2 separate regions of the Homo sapiens genome follow, and region 1 is linked to region 2. A link is an interaction called in ENCODE POLR2A ChIA-PET data of the cell type or tissue named here. Cell type or tissue: GM12878. All regions are shown on one strand. Each heading gives the region's core, and the rest is flanking DNA. Links, peaks and the distances in the headings are about the cores only.

What was found. Peaks named below come from ENCODE experiments on the same cell type or tissue, not always from the same donor. Only the 100,000 strongest peaks of a DNase experiment are listed, where the experiment ranks them.
Region 1: POLR2A ChIA-PET joins it to region 2 with 6 read pairs; 2 of 35 experiments call an interaction of 5 or more read pairs at or near these places.

Annotation. Positions count from the first base shown.
Region 1 is chr14:20,200,134-20,205,518 of GRCh38, reverse strand. OR11G2 (olfactory receptor family 11 subfamily G member 2) reads right to left here. Exons shown (of 2, transcript NM_001386033.1): 2 at 4,444-5,385. Among named protein-coding and RNA genes, the nearest start is that of OR11G2, 12 kb to the right of the region's middle. In GM12878, for the core only: no CTCF peak of the experiment used is centred there; no DNase peak of the experiment used is centred there.
Region 2 is chr14:20,259,431-20,264,815 of GRCh38, reverse strand. LOC124903279 (a long non-coding RNA gene) reads left to right here. Exons shown (of 2, transcript XR_007064057.1): 1 at 1-3,203. Among named protein-coding and RNA genes, the nearest start is that of OR11H4, 23 kb to the right of the region's middle. In GM12878, for the core only: no CTCF peak of the experiment used is centred there; a DNase peak (open chromatin) is centred at 2,085.

The sequences.
Region 1 (5,385 bases), core at 103-5,102, 59 kb after region 2:
CCTTAACCTCAGTAGCTGGGATGATAGACGTATGCCACCATGCCAGGCTAATTATTAAATGTTTTGTAGAGACATGTTCTCATCATGTCTCTAGCCTAGGGAACATGATGAGAAGCTTTCTCTACAAACCTTTGGCCCCTCAAAGTGCGGAGATTATAGGCGTGAGCCACTGCACCCGTCCAATGAATTTAAGTGAACCTGAATGACTAGATTAAAAAGTCATATGTCATTCAAATATGAATATTTCATGTTCATATTATCTCATAGTGAAGCTATGGGCAGCTCCTTTTAGTTGGTCAGATTCATTTTTTCGACCTTCTTGTATATTCTGGCACTTAGAAACATACAGGTCGGTCTAACATAAAGAAGACATAAAAACACAGTAGTATTAATAATTCAAAAGGCAGAAGATAAAGTATTAAAGGAAGGGCATTACATTTCCTGGGATGTGCATAAAAGTAATGGGAATAAGTTATATTTAATCAGAGGCATTGTAGAAAGTGAGTTATTAAGCATGACTTCTAATACCAAATTATGTAATTTATCAAATTTCCAAATAATGAGGCATTCCTTTGCAAATAATTAGGCAAGAACGTTTAAGGAAGTGTTCAGCTGAGGAGGATCTGGGTAGCTGGGCACAGATGTCAACAGTTCATTACAACACTTATACTGGAGATGCGGTGCATGAAATCACACGTCTAGAAACTCACAAAATTTTGCAAAAATATGTTCATATTATAAAGGCATTTCACTGGAGCTAGCATCCATGTGTAGATGTCTTAGAAGAAGTCAAGTGAATCCTAGACAGGGGAAAAAGTTACTTACCCTTCATGATAGAGTCCTAGGAATACAAACCGAGCCTGTGCCTTCTCATTGATACATCTCTTTGCCTTATGTGGACTCAAAACCTGGAGCCTGACCCAGAGAATCCTAGGATATATAAAGGTAACTGTTGAAACTCCCTTTTCTCCTTTCCTGAAGTGCTCAAAAGGAACACTTACAGGTAATTCTTTGGGTAACAGTTATAGCCAGAGGAAAGAAGCACACTCCTCCTATGGTCAGCCCTTGAGGTTTAGGCCTCGACTGACAGGGTGGTTATTTTCATCAAGGGCTACATAAAGGACCTCAGTCACCTCCGGGCACCCAGACCTTCCAATTGTCTCATCCAGCAGAGAAAGGTCAACAGGTGAGTTTTATATATGAATTACTTTTGTGGCAGAATAGTGCCACAAAAGCAGTGGCATATGAACCTCATGAAGAGATTTCAGAAAGAGGGTGCAGGTGAATGAAGAAATGTGTCACTGTGATTCAGGGGTGCAATTAAAGTTTTGTCTTGGAGATTATTGTGATGACTTCAGTCTTCCCTTGGGCTGGTTTATGACTCCCTCAAGAGTCCTTGGCATAGCATCCTTTCTTCCATCCACAGTTTTCATGTAGTTTAGGGCAAATTGGACCCCAGAGCAAAGGCAAGAAGAATGTTTTGAAAGGCAATGATGAGACGTCTGTGTGGAATTCGAGATAACTTCTTTTTGTTCATAGGAAAAGTTATAAAAACTAATTTCTAGAAAATCAGTTGTAATGTCCTCATTTAATTTCTAATTTTTGTTGAGTCTTCTTTTTTTCTTAATCTAGCTAAAGTCTTGTCCACTTAGTTTATCTTTTTGAATAACAAACTTTTGGTTTTGTTCATTTTCTCTACAGTTTTATATTTTCACTTCATTTATCCCTGCTGTAATCTTCATTATTTCCTACCATTTGCTAGCTTTGAATTTAGTTTGTTCTTCTTTTTCTAGTTTCTTATGGCATAAAGTTAGGTTTTTGAGTTGAGATTTTTCTTCTTTTATAATGTAAGCCTTTATAGCTATAAATTTCTCTCTTAGTGCTGCTTTCTTTTCATCTTGTAAATTTTGGTATGTTGTGTTTTCATTTTTATTTGTCTCAAGATACTTTATAATTTCCCTTGTGACTTCTCTGACTCATCGCTTGGTTTAGATTGTGTTGTTGAATATCCACATATTTGTGGATATTTCTTTTTGCTGTTGATTTACGGTTTTATTCCATTGTGATTTGAGAAAGATAGGTACGATTTTAATCTTTCAAAATGATTAAGGCTGTTTTGTGACTTAACATTTCATGTAGGCTGGAGGATTAAAATATTTTACTTAAAAATTTTGAGTTGTGTCCATTCATAAAATGAAACAAAGGAAAAAGAGGATGGCAAAGTCTTTAATAGAAAGCCTACAGCCTGGGCAACATAGAGAGACCCAATTTCTAAAAAAAAAAAAAAAAAAATTAGCCAGGCATGGTGGCATGTGCCTGTGGTCCCAGCTACTTGAGAGGCTAAGGTGGGAGGATTGCTTGAGCCCAAGAGGTTGAGGCTGCAATTAGCTGTGATCATACCACTGTATTCCAGCATGGGTGACAGGGTGAGATACTATCTAAAAAAACCCCCAAACTGCAAACAACAACAACAAAAAGAAAGCCTAACACCTTTGAACTAAAAAAAAAAAAAAAAAAAAAAGATGAAGAGATTGCTAGTGTAATGGGGAAATTGAAGAAAATTCAAACGAGAGCTAAACCATGGCCACAAACTTCCAGGGATGAGTGATTCCCTTCTGAGTGGCATCAGGTCTAGCTCTGGTTCATCCTTACCTGAGGATGAAGACCATTAGAGCACCAGCTTTTTGTGACCACCCCCTCCCCACCAGCACCAGGTTCCTATTTCTATCTCCTCAGCCAGGAATTGTCCTGAAGCATAAGGATATGAACTACAGTCAAGTGCTCTCTGAGCATGAATGGCCTTAGTGCTCACCTCTCAGGCTTTCATAAAAAAATGACTTAGCCATTTTCTATTCTCTCTTCAGATTGTCAATGTTTTTAAGTTTTTTTTTAAATTTAGTATTTTTATTTGATCACAGCAAGATGGTAGATCGAAGCAATTCAACATTCTATTACTAAAATCTATATTTACTTAACATTTTAAATAATATCTCTCTTTTGTATTCAATTTATATTATTACTATTATTATTGTTATTTTTTGAGATGAAGTTTCACTCTTGTTGCCCAGGCTGGAGCACAATGGCATGATCTCAGATCACTGGAAGCTCCACCTCCCGGGTTCAAGGGATTCTCCCGCCTCAGCTTCCCAAGTAGCTGGGATTACAGGCATACGTCACCACACCCGGCTATTTTTTTTTTTGTATTTTTAGTAGAGACAGGGTTTCACCATGTTGGCCAGGCTAGTCTCGAACTCCTGATCTCAGGTGATCCACCCACCTCGGCCTCCCAAAGTGCTCGGATTATAGGCATAGCCACCACGCCCAGCCTATATTATATTTTATGGTCATACTTGCTTTGTCTCTGGGACCTTAGTAGTAACCACTAGCAGTGGTTGATTATACGATGGTGTAAAATAATTTCTAGAAGCACTTCTATTCTGTAACCTGAGGTGCACTTGCAAAAAGACAATGCCTGTGCTGTGCTTACAACCTCTTTCACACAAGTTCCATACTTACATACATGCAGCTTCTCGTGAGCTTCCACTGTAATTAGGCCTTCCCCTCTCACTGAACTTTTGCTACTTAACAAAAAGAAAACCTTCCAATTTTCTCGATCACAAGACTGTGAATCCTATGAGGGAAGAAAATGTGTCTTATATACCTTTGTCTCAAATTTATTTCCTGGCTCAATGTTTGGTACATTGCAGGTGCCGAACAAGGGCAATAAAAATCAGTAATTGAAAAATAAGGGAGATGATGTCTAAATATAACTGTGATAAAACTCGTTAAAGTTTTATAACAGTATATTTACACAAGCCCTAAGATGAGGAAGCTGTATCTCAGGTTTTTTCTAAAGTACGAAACTATCTGAGTGAAATTATGTTAAGGGGCTCTGAAGACCTCGCTTCAACATTTCTATCAATAAACAGGCTCCTAAGGAACCCTAGAATTGCGGGAAAAAATGATTTTCCAAATCTAATGATCAGAAAGTTCTCCTAGAAAATTGTTCTTTGTTGGCCGGGTGCAGTGGCTCACGCCTGTAATCCCAGCACTTTGGGAGGCCGAGGTGGGTGGATCACCTGAGGTCAGAAGTTCGAGACCAGCCTGGCCAACATGGTGAATCTCCATCTCTACTAAAAATACCAAAAATTAGCCAGGCGTAGTGGCGGGCACCTGTAATCCCAGCTACTCAGGAGGCTGAGACAGGAGAATCATTTGAACGTGGGAGGTGGAGGTTGCAGTGAGCCGAGATGGCGCCATTGCACTCCAGCCTGGGCAACAGGAGCTAAACTCCATCTCAAAAAAAAAAAAAAAAAAAAAAAATTGAAAATTGTTCTTTGTTTAAAGAACTTACTCATATAACCAAACATCACCTGTTCCCCAATAACCTATGGAAATAAAAAAATTTTACAAAATATGTTTTATTATTTTTTCAATGCATAATATAGGCACATGATAAAGAATTTGAACGCACAAAAGGAGTTATGAAAAAAAAGTCTCCTTTACTATCTTGTTCCTTAGACACAAAATTCTTCTTGCCTGAAGCAACCATTGTTATCAGTTTTTTGGAGCTCTTTCAGGAGATATACACATTTCCATGGAAGGCAGCTACAATACACTCTGCTATTCACTTTGCTTTTTTCATTTAACAGTGTGTCTTGGACATATTATATATCATTGCATATGGAACTGCTTCATAGTTTATAAATTGAAGACATAATATTCCATGGTATAACTCACCATAGCTCATTTTACTAGTCTTCTATTAATGGGAACTGATGTTTTTCTCAATATTTTGCTATTACAACAATGCTGCAGTAAACATTTCCCACATGTGTAAAAATATCTGTAGGTTAAACAACTTAAAAGTTGAGGTGCTGTTTTAAAGGATATGTGTCTTCTAAATTTTGATAGAGGTTGCCTTGTCACCCTATATAGAGTTTGTAAAGCTGATACGCCCACCAGCTAAGTGTGAGAGAACCCATTTCACAATCCTCAGACACGCAATGTGTAATCAAACTTCTTGATCTTTGTCAATTTAATAGATAAAAAGTGAGATATATTTATAGGCTTATTCTACTTTTACCTTTTTATGAATTAGTTAGTGCCCTTTCCATGTTTAAGAATCTTTTTCTGGATGTTATTCGTTTATATCCTTTTGCTCATTTTCTTACTGGGATACTGTTCTGTTCTCTTACTATTTTACAGAGCTTCGTTTATATTAAGGAAACAAACTTATTGTGATATGACTGGCAAATAAGTGAGAAGTCCTAAAGAGAAATTCAGGGTTACTTTTCAAAGCAAAGGGAACTTGGGCTAGTTAAAAGGGTGGTGGATAGGAACTTTTTTTTTTTTTTTTTTTGGAATTAAGTCATTATCCTCAGC
Region 2 (5,385 bases), core at 186-5,185:
TTCAGAGATTCGACTTCTTCCTGGTTTAGTCTTGGGAGAGTGTATGTGTCGAGGAATTTATCCATTTCTTCTAGATTTTCTAGTTTATTTGCGTAGAAGTGTTTGTAGTAATCTCTGATGGTAGTTTGTATTTCTGTGGGATCGGTGGTGATATCCCCTTTATCATTTTTTATGGCATCTATTTGTTTCTTCTAGAGATGGGGTTTCACGCCATGTTGCCCCAGGCTGGTCTTGAACTCTTGACCTCAAGTGATTCACCTTCCTCAGCTGCCCAAAGTGCTGGAATTACAGGCGTGAGCCACTGCACCCGGCCTAGGTTATATATATTCTTATACACTGCTGTATTCATTTAACTAGGTTTATGTGTGTGTGGGTGACAAGTGATTTTAGTTTAGTTTTTATTGCTTAGTGTATTCTAGTTTGGTTTTGGTATCAAATGTAAGCTTGCCTCATACAATGAGTAAAGAGTGTTTCCTCTGTGTGATTATTTGAAGAGTTTATATGAAATTGTCTTCTCTTTTTTTTTGGTAGAATTTACCTGTAAAGTCATCAGTACTGCACATTTTGTTAATAGAAAGGTTAACTACTGATTTAAATTCTTTGATGTTTATTGGTTTGAATCATTCAATTTTTCTCTTGAGTCAGTTTTAATATTTTGTATTTTTATAGTAATTTATCCATTTCATTTACATTTTCAAATTTTCTCCTCTAAACTATTAGTAATACATGACCATAACATCCTCTCATTTTTCTTTTTGTGGGAGCCTGTCTCTCCATCAAGCCAAGAATCTCCTTTAATGATATCTAGGACAGGTTGTTCCTCCTCGTCTGTCAGTGACCCATCAGCCTGTTGAGTACTGGGGAAGCACAGTGCCTGTTACTGGCAAGTTTACTGCCTTCATTCTTTCTAATCTTGATCTTTTATGCTGAAGTGTTAGTTTATCTATTCTCAGAAGACATTTGGACAAAAATGCTATTTTTAATTTCAAATGAAAATTATGTTGTTAGAATTAGTCTCTGTATAAATCAGAGTCACATTTTAAATTTTCCTAGGACTTGGTTGGTTTTCTCAGCACACTCTCAGCTCCTGGCAGGTTTGCATAGAGCAGGCAACAATGGGAAAGTGCTCACAGAAAATTTTGCATCTATAAGTGGATAGGGAGGTGATGGAATAGGGCATATGTGGGAAGATACAGGAAAAGGAAAACTGTTCTTACTCCTTACCCGCCCCCCCCATAGGAGATGGTGCTGTACAGCGGGAAAGAGAATTGGATTATAGTTTTCTGCTCCCTAATTGTAACTTTCTTTTTCATTTATTTCAGGAAGTTATATATACAATGGTGTAAAATTGAAAAGTTATTAAAAACTATACAGAGAAAAAACTTCATTTTCACGCCTGACCTCTACTTCCCTTACTGGAGTAACGACTCCATTTTATTGTTTTCTTCCGGAGATATTCTATCTATATAAGCATAGTGGTATATTGCTTAAAAATACACAAATAACACTGCCTGTGTGATTTTAGGAAAATCTCTTGAACTTCATTATTAACTTCTTTAAATTCCTAGATGAAAATACTTACACAAACCTGGAAAAACTCAGTGATTTTGTAGAAATCAATCAAGTAGTGTTTGTGAACATGTTTGGAAAATCATCAGTTATTTTATAAGTTTGAGATGGAGGGAGGGTAGTCATGAAAGTTTTACTTTTCTACACAAAAGACAATGAGTCACATGGGATCTGACTTGACAAGAGTGATTCTGAATTGGCAGCCTGGCTGTGTGTCAGCAGCCCCCTGGCTAATTCCTCTCATAGTGTGTTGGGGTTTTCTTCATGGCTAATGAGGAGATCTATTCGCTTGAGATAGGAAGTGGAAGCTTGCCAGAGTGTGAGACACCTCACTTTCCTCCCTCCCTCCTTCCCTTTGCCCTTCCTCACGTTTAGGGAGTTAGTATTGGAACTTTGGCTGATGCAACAGTTTGAGTCACTGTCTCTCTGTGCTGTGGGATCCACTCACTTTTAATGGGGAGTTGATGGAATCACTCCTCCCTCCCCCACCCTGACTTCCTCCTCTAATTGGCTCTCAGGGGACTCCAACTCCTGCTAATCAACCATGGCAGAGCTGCTGCAGAGAGCCCGAAACTGGCACTCAGGGACCTAGGTTCTGTTGTGACTCTGCTCCTTCAACTTTCTTTTCTAATCTGTTAAAACAACTTTGCCTTTGGATTAGGCCTGGGAGAATGGGGTTCCTTTGGGCATTGCCTTTGCAGAGACAGTTTTAATAATGCCAGCATCTTCTAGACTTTGCCAACTATTGTGTTCAGCTTGAATCTTTTTATTCATGGTGGCAGAGAGGGGAAAAGATTAGGTATCTGTTTCATGTGTCCACAGTGGGGGAGGCAAATGATAGGAGAAAAGAGAAGATGAAAGAGCATATCATTTGAGGAATGTGAGCCTCAACATATTGGTCCACATACTGCTTCTCTATTAGCAAAAGGCCTTGTGGAAAACTTACCTTGTCTGCTTCTGTTTGTCACTGCCCAGAGGAAAGTAAACCTAGTTGTGCAGCTTTGGCCAATATTATTATTGGGTTACATTTAAAAAAGTTATTTTAAAAATAGGCTTTGTCTTTTAAAGCAGTTTCAGGTTCACAGCAATATTGAATAGAAAGTACAGAGGGTTTCTATATACCTCTTCACCAACCTTATGCCCAACCTTCCCCATTATCAATGTCCCATCCCAGAGTGGTACACTTCCTATAATTCATGAGCCTACATTGACACATCCTTATCACTCCAAGTCCATGGTTTATATTGGAGTTCACTCTTAGTGTTGTACATTTTATGGGTTTTGACAAATGTATACTGACATGTATTTATTAAACTATCATACAGAATCGTTTCATTGCTGTACAATCCTATGTGTTCTACCTGTGTGTCCTTATCTCCCCTCCTCCCTCACCCCTGGAAACCACTATCTTTTTTCATTTTTTAATTAAAAATTTTTTTTTCTTATGCCTCCCAGGGCTTCCTTGCTAGAAACCACTATCTTTTTACTGTTTCTATACTTTTGCCTTTTTCAGAATGTCATAAAATTGGAATCAGAGTATGTACCTTTTCAGGTTGACTCCTTACTCCATGGATTACCTTTCAAAATGGACATTTAAAAATAATTTTAGAATGATACTAAAGCTACAATAGAGGGTAAGTGTATCTATGGCATACCCAAGCATATTTGTGTAACCTCTTTTTTGGGGGTTGGGGGAACAGGGTCTCGCTCTGTTATTCAGGTTAGAGTTCAGTGGAATGATCATAGCTCACTGCACCCATAAACTCGTGGTCTTAAGCAATCCTCCTACCTCAGTCTCCCACATAGCTGGGACATTAGCCACCAAGCCTGGCTAATTTAAAAAAAATTCTTAGTAGAGGCCGGGTGCAGTGGCTCACACCTGTAATCCCAGCACTTTGGGAGGCCGAGGCAGGCGGATCATGAGGTCAGGAGATCGCGACCATCCTGGCTAACACGGTGAAACCCCGTCTCTACTAAAATACAAAAAAAAAATTAACCGGGCTTGGTGGTGGGCACCTGTAGTCCCAGCTACTGGGGAGGCTGAGGCAGGAGAATGGCGTGAACCCGGGAGGCGGAGCTTGCAGTGAGCCGAGATCGCACCACTGCACTCCAGCCTGGGTGGCAGAACGAGACTCCATCTCAAAAAAAAAAAAAAAAATTATTAGTAGAGATGAGGTCTTACTATGTTAACCAGGCTGGTCTCAAACTCTTGGATTCAAGTGATCCTCCTGCCTCAATCTCCCAAAGTGCTGTGATTATAAGTGTGAGCCACTGTGCCTGGCCTGTAACCTTTGTTTTGACAAATGGATAGTATTAAAGGAAATTTTCTTGATACGCAGTTTAGTCTGTTCTTGGACAAGCAATGCAGTAGGTTTGACTTTGAGTGCTTTATTACTAACACTTTCTGGCCAGGCCACAGTTAAGGTCCGGTTGGAAAACACTTGTTGAGGTTTGAATTGTAACCTTTTTACTGGATGATAGGGTATTTTTTAGCCCATAGATAAACTTGCTTAAAAAACCAAGAAAGACACTGAAATCTCAGTCTATACATAGTTTCATCAGTGTTTATTGGGAACTGTGTTCTGGATAAAGCAATCGTATGTATACATTTTTATTATGTAATGTATAAGTGATTTGTAAATTATAAAGATCTCCTACGATACTGTGGTGTCTTCTAGATAGAAAATATATCTTTCTAAAATGTGTGCCTAATTCTAGTGTAGTGTCAATTTATAGTACACAATAAATATTTAATGAATAAACATTATTCTGTTGTTGATTACAATTCTCTGAACGCATATTTTTCTATACCTGCTTACTTTAGATTTATAAGATTAGATTCTCACATTTTTTTCATGCATTTACATATTTATATTGATAGGATAAACAAACAAACAAACAGAAAAAGCTTCATGGTCCTGTTTATCTTTGCTCAGGGCAGGATGGCTGTAGAGGAGGTTACACCAGAATCTCAGCAGATAAATATAGAAATAGATCCAGGGTGATGGGATTTTAGAGCATGGTCCCACTGAATGGGAGAGTACATAGTTGGCCAGTGTGGATACGGAAAAAGCAATGCTTCCCAGGATATATGGAATCCCAGTGAGGGGATAAGCCCCCTATCCTTTTCATTTTCTCCAGTTTTGCTTCTCTTTGTACTCCTTTTCTGGTGTGGTCATTTTCTGTTTGCCCTGCCAGATGGTTGAACTATTGGGAGGGAGAACTATATCCTTCCTTTTATTTATTTGCCTGTTGCTGTAGCACAGGCAAGCAAAGAGGAAAACTTTACTTCCTAAAGTCATAAGTGTTTATGGGACACCTTCTCTAGTATTGGATATAGCCATACAAGGGTTTGAAGATGAATAAGGTCATACAGCTGGTAAGTGGTAAGCCTAGGCTTAAGTCTGGGTCTCTTGCCACCAAGTCAGTACTTTTATGCCAGGCTGTTTTGTGGGGTTATTATGTCAAAGTAGGAAAGTGAAAATAATTGCTTTCTTATTTAAACCCATGAAAATATAATGCAAGAAAGATTAAATTCTGTTTAGATTAGTGAATACAGTGCCTAATTCTTCTTGAGTGTTTAGATTTAATTTTTCAATGCAGTTTTTTCATGTATTTGATGTTTATACTTTCCTGTTTTATAGAAAAATATATAATTGAGGATAAAACTGTGTTAATCTAGCCTTTTAGTAAACCACTTCTTTGGATTTCTAGTTATACTGTTAGAACATAACCAGTGTGGTAGTTTTCTTAATATTATCTTTCAAGACCCTAGGAAAAAGTAAGCAGCCAAAGTCAAACCTCAGAATGATGGCA